Regions from separate parts of the Mus musculus genome. Here region 2 is linked to region 1. A link is a contact called in ENCODE POLR2A ChIA-PET data. All regions are on one chromosome and are shown on one strand. The core of a region is the stretch at or near the end of the contact, and the rest is flanking DNA. Distances in the headings are between cores, read along the strand shown.

Region 1 (6,506 bases), core at 1,666-4,165:
TGGTGGCAGCCCACATAAAAGGGCATGGAAGAAGGAATTCGTCTGCCCTGTTCCTGAGCCACCCCTTCACTGGTATTAGTGAAAGACCCACAACGTGAGGACTCCCCCACGTTCTGACTCAGGAGAGGCGACACCCCAAAATCACCAACGAGAAACGGTCTTGCTGCAAATTGCAAGAGGATTTTTATTCAAGAGCGCTCTTGGGCCCACGGTCATACACCAAGCAGGGGTAGAGGACCGTGGTGCCCCAAGTAGCTGAGTAAGGGGGTATTTAAAGGAAGGAACCACAACTCAAGGAGGTGGGAAGGGCGTTGTTGGAAAATACCAAAAATGCCAGTTAAGAGTCACAAGGAAGTACAAAGTCACAAGTGTCAGGTTATCTCTCAAGACAGTTTCTAAGAGCCCCTAACAATCTAAGAGCCCCTAGCAATAGCACCTTTGCATAGTGGGTTCTAGGAATGGTCAGGGTGGGTCAGGGTGACTCTCTTTGAATGAACACTCTTTGAGCCCAGGAAGCGGGTGGGTGGAGGAAGGAATGTCACTATCTGTTTTATGATTAGCATACCTTGGAGCACTGAGTTTACTACTCTTTCATTAGAACCTACTTCTTCAGGATTCCAACACAGACTGAAGACCAGCAGCTCTCTAGGACTTCCCTGGGACTCTAGCACCAGATGGGACTGCCGAGACAGCCAGTCTTCTGAACTGAACAACTACTTGATCCTTGCCCTTTCAGTCAGGAGACAGCCACTGTTGGGCTGCTAGAACCACAGCCTCTAAGCCACTCTAATAAATCCCATATATGTATATTCATTGTAACCGTTCTATTCCTTTAGAGAACCCTAACTAATACAACACACAAGTAAACATACCTCTTTCTTTGTCTGGTTTTCCAGACTGGGTTTGTGTAGCCTATGCTGTCCTAGAACTATGTAGACTAGGATGGCTTTGAACTCAGAGATCCACCTGTCTCTGTTTCCTGAGTGCTGGGGTAAAAGGTTTGTCCCACCACCACTTGGCAATAAACATACATATTTGTTGTTTTGCTTGTTTGTTTTTTTTGTTTTGTTTTGTTTTGTTTTTCCAGTCATGGTTTATCAGTTTAACAGCCTTGGTTATTCTGGAACTAAGTCTGTAGACCAGGCTGGCCTCACGCTCACAAAGATCTGAAAAACATACTTTTTTTAAAAGTAATTTTTTTTTTCTTTAAAAAGATCAATCAAGCTAGGCAGTGGTGGTGCATGCCTTTGGTCCCAGCACTTGGGAGGCAGAGGCAGGTGGATTTCTGAGTTTGAGGCCAGCCTGGTCTACAGAGTTAGTTCCAGGACAGCCAGGGCTACACAGAGAAACCCTGTCTCCAAAACCAAACAAAAACAAAAAGATCAATTGAGGAAGACACCTAACAATGGTTTCTGACCTCCACATACCAACACACACACTGAGACACAGAACAGCTAATTCTTGGGGAGTTAGGAGCTTTGGTTAGGTGGTAAAGGCGCATTCATAGTGCAAGATGCCAGTAAATGACCACTTCTTCCCCACCAGTAGTCCAGCTCCTAACAAAAGGTCCTTTGGAGCAGGCTCTCCAGCATTAGGATCGACTGCTTATCTCTTATTCCAAAAGACTACCTGACACCCTGCAGAGGACAGGCTCCTCTTCCAAGAGTTACTTCTGCCAGCCCAGAACAGGAAGGACAATGAACCGGCTCCACCAAGCAACCCCAGGTTGGTTATATTAGTCGCCTTCTGAGTGGCCTGCAGACACTACCTAGGAAGAAAGGAGGGGGGGGGGGGAGGAGAGAGAGAAATGCTAGTGAATGAAGCTCACCGCACCCAGCCTTCTCCCCACTTAGGCTGTTCCTGGTCTCTCCAGAAACTGAATTGGAAGCTAGAGGCCACATCAGGCCTACTCTTTAACTTGGGATCTTCAGGTTTTCCGTCCCGCCGTCCCGACTTCCGGAACTTCAATCCTAAGGAACTTAAACCTAAGAAAATGGGAAATTCCCAAATCCTTAACATTTAATCGATATTCACCGGCGTTAAGAACAAGAAAAATTACGTTAGGTGGAGAAACTTTAGCTTTCCTACACTTGTCCAAATATAACAAGAAACGTGATATAGTAGTTGGTCGCTGACCAGCCTTTGAAAAATGACGCTTTTCGGTCGACTAGTGCTAAAATCAGACTGCCCTCAATTAAAATGGCGGTGCAGGCACAATTGAGCTTCTTTGCCCCTACGTATTATGGCGGGCAGGAGATTTCACGCAGTTTCTCCTAACCCCGGAAGACCGGAACCGGCAATTGGGCGGTGCTTAAGACACACAGAAGAAGGCCTCTGACGGTTGGACAGCGCTGCATAAGGCAGGCTTTAAAGAAGCCGGAGGTGGGAGCTGTTTGAAACCCGGATCCTTGGAAAGCTGCGGTGAGAGGCGTAGGGGAGGGGTGGGAGTGGGGGGGACCGGGCTGGAGAGAGGGCCGGGAGGCGGGGGGAGAAGAAAACGTTTGAGCCAACTGGTCCGGGGCGCCCGAGAACGCGGGGCGGGGATCCAAGTAGGGCGGGGGCTTGGGGTGGGATGTTACCGGTGGGCTGGACCTTCTGGGATTGGAGTGAATGGTCTACCGGTTGGTTTGACAGTTTATAACCCAGAATCCGGACTGAGTTCAGTGATGAGTTTAGGCCTCCCCCAAGGGGAACTTCGTTAAGCTGAAGCTCTCAGTGGGAGGAGGCAAGTTGCGCGGCTTCTGATTGGAAGAACCGCGCAGTAGGATTCTTTCCACAGAGATCCAATTTAGGCGATCTGGTAGGAGGGAGGGCTGTTACTAAGTGGAGTAATTCTTTTGGAGCTCTTGCTTGGTGGGGCGAGGACCACAGAGGAATCTAGCGGAAACGGAAGCCTCTCGGGACCGGGATCCCACCGGATCCCAGAGAACCTCAGGGAGGCATCTAACAGGGACAAAGGTCCCAGGAGGCTCGAGCGGTGGGAGAGCTGTAACCTCCGCAATCCAGTCTCGCGGCAGGTGCCAGGCAGGGCCCGAGTGATCAAGGCGGCTGCAGCGGGAAGACCCGGCTCCGAGAGGCCGGCCGGGGGCGCCCTTTGGAGGAAGGGCCTGTGCCCTACCGGGAGCCGCAGGCGGACTATGAAGGGCGGAGTCCCGGGGGAGGAACTGGCCCTCATTCCCCACTCCCCCGCTCCCCAATTTACCCCAGGCCTCAGCCTGGGATACCCCAGGGACTCCCCGGAACCGCCGCTTCCCCCATGGACTTGCCTGGGAACTCCAGGTGAGAGCGTACCCCGCCCGCCTGACTTGAGCTCGGGAGACGGGGATGCTGACGGCTGCACCCGACTACAACAGAGGCAACAACAGGTTCAGGCAACTGTCTTCTACTTTCACCCTCCAGCCCTTTTACACAGCCAAGCCTGTGCCGTCAGCCTCTATCTCGAGCATCATGGGAAGCCAGGAGCCCGAAAAGACCGAGGCTGCAGCCTTTGGGGACCCCTTCATCCCTAGAAAAGGCCTCTCGGAGGGTCCTTGCCGTGGTGTTGGAAGATGTCATGACTACAAACAGGGTGAGCCCTTTAAGTGAAAGACCACTCCCTCTTCCCTATCCTCCATCCCCGCCCTGGCTTAGTACTAAAGTCAGACCAGTTCCACTAAGCCAGCCTTCAAAGCAGCCTCCATAATGCAAGACCATATGGTTTTGGGTAATTCATGTGCCTGTCCAGTCACCCACTCACCCAACCACATCCTACTAAGTATGAAAAACTCTTCTGACTGCCCTGTTATCGCTATCCTTTGCTACTTGGTGGGTTCTTCCATCCTCCCAACCCCCTAACACTAGTTAAGAAAGAAAAAGAATAGAGAGGAAAGAGATCTCCGAATAAAGGCAAGGGAGGGAATGGGGCGATGGTAGGCTACTTTCTGCTGATTAGGGGTGTCGAGTTCCTTGGGGCAGGTTTGATCTTCGCCATCAGGATATCTACTTTCTTCTTGTGAATAATAACAAACATCCAATCAATAACCAACCCATTCCTTGGGGGCCTTAACATGAAAAGTCCCCAGAATTCCAAAAGTCATACAATTGCAGAACCTGTCTGTAGCTGGCAAAATTATGCCCCTGCTGGAGGCAAATCTTAGTAAGTTGCTATGGACAATCTAAAGCAGTCCCATATCCCACACCTGGGAGTAAAACAAAAACATGATATTTTCGTGCTTTTTAAAAAAGAAACCAAAGCCGGGCAGTGGTGGTGCAAGCCTTTAATCCCAGCACTTGGGAGGCAGAGGCAGGCAGATCTCTGAGTTCGAGGCCAGCCTGGTCTACAGAGTGAGTTCCAGGACAGCCAGAGCTACACAGAGAATCCCTGTCTCAGAAAACAAACAAACAACCCCCCCCCAAAAAAAAAACCCAAAAAAAGAAAGAAAGAAAAAAAAAACCCAAAAATCCAAAATTGTCACTTCTCTGTTCTCTTGTTCGGAAGCATGCTGGTAGTGTCTTTGGCCACAAGGCAGACATGAGAAAAATGGTACTGTCTTTTACCATTTTTCTATTTCTCTAGAACCTGGGTAAGAAGAAGAGATTACATCATTTCACGCCTGTAGTTCCTGACTAATAATATCTCACCCCTAATTTAGACCAAATCACCTCTTTTAGGGATTTTCGTGGAGTCCAGCTGAAAATCTCTTTCACCTCTGTGGCTAAGGACACAGTGAGACACAGAAGACCCTGTCCAGTCACTCTATTTCTCTGGGTTTTGTTTTGTCTTACTGAGACAGCGTCTCACCTTTTAGACCAGGCTGGCCTGGAACTCTGAGCAGTCTTCTGTGTTAGCCTCACAAATGCTGGGATTATAGGCATAAACCCAGTTTTGCTTGCATCTTACAGCCCTTCCTCTTGTAGGTCCCCCTGACACACAAAGAGGACACTCCCAGCCCACTGACTCACAACCATCATCAGGATCCTGTCTGCACACAGTCACCTGCTTTACCATCCCAACAGGTCAAGTGGTCCATGCAAGCCAGGTAAGTGTGAAAGGGAAGGGTTTAAGCTGAGAAGACAGCTGAGCCCACTGACCCCGCCGACCTTCTTGTTCTTTCTCTAGGCCTCCTGACCCACTGCATTTGTGCAGAGAACCCTTGACTCGAGCCCGCCAGTCCTCGCCTGCCTTGAGAATGAGATCAAGGGCAGCATCTGGCCCAGAGGAGAGCCCCTCAAAAAAGACAGACCAGGTCCCACAGCCCACCCTAGTGGTGGTACTGGAAGACATTGCCAGTGGCAGACAACCAGCAGAGGTATAAGAAAGTACAGTGAAGATGTCTGGTTCCAGCTAGGGCAAGCATGGGGCTAGAGGTGGATTTCTGTAAAGGCCAAAACACAAGTTTTTATTTGTTTGCTTGTTTGTTTTAAGACAAGGTCTCAATATGTAGACTTGGTTGGCCTAAAACTTGCTGTGTAGACTAGGCTATCCCAATTTATAGCCTGTATCTATTTTCAAGTATTGGGATAAAGGCATGTGCCACTACCCCAATGACAACAAAATTTTATTTGGTGGACACTACTTAAAGGAAATAAGAAAAAAATCTTTTGTGTACAACCAAGCAGATATCTGTGAATATCATGGGGAACTGGAGAAGCCAAAAATGGCTTCCTGCCTTTTCAAAATACCTCCCCTGTTTATATCCAGGGTTTTGATGAAGATCAGCCCAACCTCATTGTCCCAGCACAAAGGTGAGAGGGTGGGGAAAGGATTATCAAAGCTATCATGCAGATATCCAGAGCTGGGGGCATCAGGATTTACCTGTCTAATCCTTCCTTACAGCACCTTCAGAAGCCTGAAGGGCCCGGGGAAGCACTGCCACAGAAGGGGTCTGGACTTGGAAGCACGCCCAACTCTTACTTTGTCCCTTCACCCGAGAGCTGAGCCTGTGACAAAAGCTGGTCAGCCAATGCCTACACCCAGTGACCTAGAACCCCCATTCCAACTGTCTACTCTACCTGCAGATCCTCCAGAGAGTCCAGTACCAGGTAAGGACTCAAATAGAGGAATGAGACTGAAGAATTTGGAACTGCCACGGTTAAGCTTGAAACAGGAGGAGCAGAACTGTGGGTGGAGCTTAGCCGGCTCCCTTGGCAGAGCAGGCTGTGTAACAATGGGATTTAGGCTCAAGGAGTTGAGCAGTTATGGCCTTGCTTTGCAGTACTGGGGATCAAATCCAGGGCTTATGGCATTAGGCAATCCTATTACAGCATTTTAGGAGCAGGCTCACTCCTCTAGAGACAGATTAGTGTTTGGAGGAAGAAACTGAGGCTTCTGAGGTAATGTTTTAGTCACCTGAGCGTCCTTTCTCCAACTGCAGATCCTGCTCTGGAGACCCCGGTGATTCCAACATCGTCAAGCCTTTTACGACCCCGTCTCAGTCCCTGGGGCTTGGCCCCTCTCTTCCGTTCCGTCCGATCAAAGCTTGAAAGCTTTGCTGATATCTTCTTCACACCTAACAAAACACCACAGC
Region 2 (6,506 bases), core at 2,670-5,169, 120 kb after region 1:
GCCCAACCATTTCGCGGCACCTTAACCCTTCCATGTGCTCACTTGGCTGTTGCTCTGGCTCCGTCACAGTTTCCGGCTCTTCCTCCTGTGGAGTAGCTACTTGCTCTACCACCATCATCTCCTCGTTTTCTTTCTCTGCATAGCAGAAAGCAGGAAGAGGTCTTGGCCCCAGCTCTGGCCCAGTCCCAACCTGGCCCACTTGTACCCATCTTACCCTCTGGCCAGAGCGTGAGTGGCTGTAACCCCGTGTAAGTCAAAGATAGGTCCAGTCGCACCTGAAGAGACAAGGGAAGAGAGGCTGAGAGGAAGCACTTGCCATAAGAGAAAGGGGGAGACAGGTGGCCACTCACTGCCTGTACACAGTACCTGTGGGGTGAAGACATATTTGTAGAGCTTGAAGTGGCGGAAGTAGGTGTTGACCACATAGTCTGCCAGTGCCAGCAGCTGTTCCTCTTTAAAGAGGTCAATGCTGAAAGGGGGCCGCTGTGACGATAATCCGGGACGTAAGTGCCCTGACAACCTCCAGAAGCCTACCCAGCTAGTCTGCCAAAAGCAGCTGTCTAGAAGCAGGGCAAGCCCCAGGTGGCCTTCAGAGGAAGATGGTGGGAAAGAGAACAGGAATTTGGGCCCGATCTTGCCTGTGGTTGGGTGAAGGCTTCGTTTCAGGGTACTGACCCTGATTCCATGACAAAAGAGAACGCTGGTAAAGTAGCGGTAGCATTCCTCCACGTTGCCCAGAGGGGTAGCTGGAGGGAAACAAGGTGAAGCTGTCAGCCCGCCTACTCGCCTACTCTTCCTTCTGCTTTTAGAGCAGGAGATGGAGAATGGGGCAGACTTAGGAGTAAGTCCTGGTCGCTCTGTTAATTCACTCAGTAAACACCATATTCTCACTCTACACTTTTCTCGGCACTCAAAGACAGACAAGGTCCTTCCCTCAGAAGGATGCTTTGTTTCTGGTCGGAAAGTATAGAACTAAAGTTGGCCTCAAACCAGCGGCATTGCCCCTGCCTCAGCCTCCTGAATGCAGGTGTGTCAGGCTTGAGCTACCACACGCGGCATCATTGGGAAGGTACTTTGTTGTTGAGACAGGGTGTCACGTGTCCCAGGCTAACTTTGAACTTCTGACTCATCTGCCTTTTAGGAAAGAAACTTCCTAAGTGCTAGGATTATGGATATGTGCCACCTCACTTGAGTACACAGGGTTGGAAGTGAACCCAGGATTTTGTACTTAGGCAAGCACTCTACTAAGTGGGCTATATCCCCAGCCCCCTATTTAGATACTTCTCAGAACAGACCCATAATATTAGTACTATGTGTTTCATTTCTTAATAAGGGAAGCTCTCAAAGGTGATAAATGTGGTACATTAATACCACCTATGGTGGAACACAAATCCCAGACTGCAGGTTCCCTACTTTAGTTCTCCACGGTCACTTCTGCCAGCCCAGCCTCCTCTCCTAGGGCTCAAACCTTTTGGTGGCTACCTCCCTCTCCTCACCAACACAGGCCTTGTGAAGATCTTGGAGCATGGCACAGGCTGCTGATGTCTGCTCTGGTGAAAAGCCCTGCTGGCGGCAGAAGATAAGTGCGTGGGAGAAGAGGTCCAAGATAATGGCATCCCGCAGGCTCTGCTCAGGAAAGCCAAGCTCCAAGAGCTCAGCAAGAACCCTTGGGGGGGGGGGTGGAAGAGGCATGAGTGACAGACAGCAGGGGTTCGCCCGCCCCCCACCTCACCTTAGGATTTATTTCTATTATATGGGTAGTTTCCCTGTATATGTGCAACACATGCTTTTCTGGTACCCATGGAGACCAGAAGAAGGTATTGGATCCTCTGGAACTTGAGTTATAGACTATGTGGATGCTGGGAACCAAACCTGGGTCCTCTGGAAGAACAGCCATTGCTGTTAATGGCTGAGCTGCCTCTGCAGCCCTGAACACAAGCCTCTTCTCGTCTCCATTGCCTGACACTCACTCTATACTTTAAAGTTTGTCATTTCTTGTGTCTCCCCTCCCAAGAGTTCAGTCTCGCCCAACTCAAACCCATACTCTCTCATCTTTTCCACAGTGGCTGCCTTCTCCAGTCTGTGCATAGAATGGATGTCCAGGTATTTCCTGTCAGGAAAAGATGAGACAAATCACTGGTGGTTCATACAACTTCCCCGATGGGGCTGCAACTTGGAGAGTTTCAGTGGGGATCAGGAGCTGAGACTTGGCGAACTTGCTAAGGAACCTTTAGCAAATCATTTCACTGTCAACGGGGAACATCATGGTCTAGAATCCAGTCTGTAGATTTAGCAGATTTTTTTTTTATTTATAAACCCACTGATTAGAAAAGAGTTGTGCCAGGTAGTGGTGGTACACTCACTGTACCCAGCACTGTGAGGCAGAGGCAGGCGGATCTCTTGAGTTTGAGGCCAGCCTGGTCTACAGAGTGAGTTTCAGGATAGCCAAAGCTACAAGGAGAAACAATGTCTTGAAAACCCCCCAAAAAACAACTTTGAGTCCTTGTCTTGCTCTGTGTGACCTTGATGAAGTCCCCTGGGCCTTGGCATCGGTGTGCACAGTGCTCCATCATTGCAGCTGTGTACATTCCTGCCTTTGCCTCCCTTCTCACACCGCCACTTTACACTGAGGCACCTGGCACGCTGGTGACTCGTTACCTTGAGCACTTCTCAGTCTCATCTTTGTAAAACTGGAGAGCCCTGGCTGGACAGGACTGTTGAGGACACCTTACAGGAGTAATACAAATGAGAAGTGTAACTTTTCCCCTGGGCTCTCCACACTCACCACATACAGATCCGGGGCTGGGGTAGTGGTGGCTGCGGAGAGAAGACAGATTATGGGACAAATAGATACGACAGTATGTATCCCCTAGTCCCTAGTACCTCATGAATTTCTAGCAGGTCTGAGTGTGCTATAATTTTAACTATAGCAAAATAGGTAAAACCGGGCTTCGGTGGGCTCGAAATACTATTTAGCAGCCTATTTACAATCAAAGCAACTCCAGGAAATTCCCTAATGTTGATAAACGTAATGACTGGCGGCACCTTTTTTGGGAAACCTAAGTATTCACTAGAGGACAACTCTGTCCCGCCCTCACCGGGAACAAGTTGGCTCCAGGATCTTCAGCCACTTCCACAGGGCTACTAGTGGCTTCTGCGGGCGACTCGGTCTGCATGTCTGTTCCGTTCCTTATGGCCGAGCCGTCCACCGAGCTGGGACTCCTGTCCAGTTCCTCCTGCAATTTGGGAGATTGTTCCGACTCCATCTGCACCTTCATTCCCAGGCTCTGGCTGGAACTGGGGGTAATCATCTCTTCGTCCTTCTTAGCCTCAGTCAAGGGCTCTCCAGCCTGGGCTCTGGGACAGCCAGCTCTCCCACTGCAAAGCCCGGTCCTGCCCCTTCTAGTGTTTCTTCAGAGGCGGTGAAGCGAGAGGCAGCCAATCCGCAGAGGGCGTCTTCCCAACTTGTCTCCCCGGTGACCGTTGTTAAGGAAAGTAGAAAGTACAAGCCCACGCCAATCATTGAAAAGATAGAGCGCATGCGTAACGAGTTGCACGTGCCTCTTAGAAGTTGCTTGTAAGGGTGCTTTTGAGGGTCGGTCTTTTTAAAGATTTAATTTAAATCTTTAAAAGATTGTGTTTGTGCGTGCGTGTGCGCACATATGTACAGGATGTTCGGGAGGGCTCCGCGGAGGCCAGGAGAGGATGACGGATCCTCTGGATCTGGAGTTACAAGGGGTCGTGTACCGAGTACCCCGAACAGCAGCAAAGGCTCCACCCCTCCATCTCCTAGTGCAACTGCGGGGTCAGTAACTATGGGAACCGCCTGCTGGCCAATCATTAAGAGAAATACAGTCCGTCGCGGGGTTGGAGGGGTGGGACTAAAAGACTCGAGAGGAGGAACCAAGAGCTACCAATAGAAACAGGAAATAAGTTTCGCCACATCCGGAGCGGCTCTGACGCCTGCGCTGTGCGTCTGGCGGCCGGTGACGTCCGGTGAAATCCAAGATGGTGGCGCTTGGCTGACCCTACGGTAAGTGCGGACCCCCGTCCGGCGGGGGCGGGGTCCGGGAGATATGTCCAGGGGGACGCTCAGGACTGCGGAGCTCCAGACGCATCCACAGCTCAGCTCTCTGTTTTCTGCAGGTGACGGAAGTGCCGCCTCCACCCGCCTGCCAGCCCCGGAGAGCCCTGAGTTGCCCCTCCGCCACCGCCGCTATGTCTGGCCTCAGCAACAAGCGCGCCGCCGGCGACGGGGGCTCAGGACCCCCAGAGAAGAAGATGAACCGCGAGGAGAAGACCACGACCACTCTAATCGAACCCATTCGTCTCGGCGGCATTTCTTCCACGGTTGGTGGGCTTTTGCGAAAGTCACATTTGGCCTGCGCCCAAAGTGTTTGGAATCTTGTGTGTGCTCGTGTGTATATACACAAACCGGGTGGTGAGGGTGGGTGTGCCAACGGCGTGAATGTGATCAGAGAACAACTTTACGGAGTCCCTTCTGGCCTTTTACTTATGCGCACATATGTTCCCGTAAGTCCTGTGTGATGTGTCTGAGTTGGAAACAGGTAGGGGCAGGAACGGAATGTGAAGCTCTCATGACTAGCATATTCTCTTTGCAAGTGTCTGAGCCTTGCTATATACCTCTCCCCTTTCAGTCTAATCCTTGTCCTATTGTGTGTCAGTGATGGTTCAGGGTCCTGCCCGACACTCTGCCTCTTCCCTTCTGGTAGGAGGAGATGGATTCCAAGGTACTGCAGTTCAAGAACAAGAAGCTGGCGGAGCGGTTGGAGCAGCGGCAAGCCTGCGAGGATGAGCTCCGGGAGAGAATTGAGAAATTGGAGAAGAGGCAGGCCACTGATGATGCCACACTCCTCATCGTCAACCGCTACTGGGCCCAGGTGGATGCCTGAAGAGCGAGCGTCCTACTGGGAGAAGCCCTGAGGCATTCCTAACCTCTTGTTCTTTCTTCTTTCAGCTGGATGAAACTGTAGAAGCCCTCCTCCAGTGCTACGAGAACCAGAGGGAACTGTCTTCAGGGACAGAGGTGCCTGGGTGCCAAGAGGGCCTGACCCGTGATGTGATCCCTCGACCAGACCCAGGGACATCAGATCTGAGGGGTAGGACCAGGGCCCTGGGGAGCTTATGTTCTCAGAAAGGTTTTGAGGAGGAGGTGACTTTGATGTGGGGCTACCGAAATGCCCGGCACTTGGGAAGCAGAAGTTGCTGTCCTGGAACTCACTTTGTAGACCAGGCTGGCTTCAAACTCAGAAATTTGCCTGCCTCTGCCTCCCGAGTGCTGGGATTAAAGGCGTGTGCCACCACGCCCATCGTGAGACTCTGTCTTAAAAACATGGGTTTTTTGTTTTTTTTTTTTTTTTTGGTTTTTTTAATATTCTTTTTTAATGGAATGAACAAAGTTTTAGAATCTAATTGGATTTTCATAATCCCAGCCTTCTGAAAAGTAGAAGCAGAAGTCTTTCTGTTTATCAATTAATTCATTTATTTTGGTTTTTCAAGACAGGGTTTCTCTGTGTAATGTTGGCTGACTTGGAACTCACTCTGTAGACTAGGCTGGCCTCAAACTCAGAGTGTGCTGGGATTAAAGGTGTGCGCCACCACCACCCGGCAGCCATGGAATACCAAGCAGCTTATTCTGGGACTTGGTAGAGGTTGATGGTCCCTGCTGTGGCCTTTCATTCTGATGAGGATTCTCTGTCCCTTCCAGAACCGCTGCCAGTGCAGTTTCGAGCCCCTCTCAGTGAGCCGGCCTTGGCTTTTGTGGTGGCACTGGGCGCCAGCAGCTGTGAGGAAGTGGAGCTGCAGCTGCAGGGTCGGATGGAATTCTCCAAGGCTGCCGTGTCTCGGGTGGTCGAGGCCTCGGACCGCCTGCAACGGCAGGTGGAAGAACTCTGTCAGCGAGTATACAGCCGGGGTTAGTTCTGTGGACCCTACCCTGAGAAATCCACCCTGGCCTGCGTTGTTCAGAGTCCCCAGTAAATGTCAGCCTTGTTCTTGTTGGGACAACTTAGTTCAGACGGGGATTTCAGCTTTAGTTCCTGAAGTGGGGCTCTAGAGAGACGGCTGGAGGAGCTGTTGATGCTGGCAGGGTCACAGCCCTTCAGCAGGAGGGCTCTCTGGAACTTTGCACCAACCTCAGGGGTAGCTATTGTCCCACTACACTGAGAGGCAAGTGCCCAGGCTTTTTGAGGCAAGGGGTTTTTTCCTCCTGCCCTTAATTCTCCTCCCTAGTGTCCATTTTCTTGGCTGAATGGTCCCTCTGTGAGCTAGCTTAGTCTGAGTTTGTCATAAGCAGTTGGTGAGATAGCTGGTGCATAACACTGAGCACAGAAACTCCAGGATCAACTAGTTCTTCCTTGGTTATCCAGGGACTCCAGGATCAACTAGTTCTTCCTTGGTTATCCAGGGACTCCGGGATCAGCTAGTTCTTCCTTGGTTATCCAGGGACTCCGGGATCAGCTAGTTCTTCCTTGGTTATCCAGGGT

Evidence for each region. ChIA-PET counts read pairs that join two places held with the same protein, here RNA polymerase II (POLR2A).
Region 2: POLR2A ChIA-PET joins it to region 1 with 22 read pairs in embryonic stem cell. The contact joins the promoter of Rnf40 here to the promoter of Prr14 in region 1. POLR2A ChIA-PET finds 5 or more read pairs at or near these places in 3 of 5 experiments (Patski and embryonic stem cell).

What each region holds. Positions count from the first base shown.
Region 1 is chr7:127,468,699-127,475,204 of GRCm38, forward strand. It overlaps Prr14 (proline rich 14), which reads left to right and starts at 2,916. Exons shown (of 11, transcript NM_145589.2): 1 at 2,916-3,279; 2 at 3,400-3,568; 3 at 4,897-5,018; 4 at 5,099-5,288; 5 at 5,681-5,724; 6 at 5,816-6,021; 7 at 6,354-6,506. The coding sequence starts at 3,257.
Region 2 is chr7:127,584,779-127,591,284 of GRCm38, forward strand. It overlaps Rnf40 (ring finger protein 40), which reads left to right and starts at 3,920. Exons shown (of 20, transcript NM_172281.2): 1 at 3,920-4,033; 2 at 4,147-4,350; 3 at 4,734-4,901; 4 at 4,979-5,120; 5 at 5,729-5,935. The coding sequence starts at 4,219. Ccdc189 (coiled-coil domain containing 189) reads right to left here and starts at 3,817. Exons shown (of 9, transcript NM_001033040.3): 1 at 3,099-3,817; 2 at 2,786-2,817; 3 at 2,045-2,110; 4 at 1,497-1,666; 5 at 676-746; 6 at 367-483; 7 at 215-275; 8 at 43-135. The coding sequence starts at 3,311.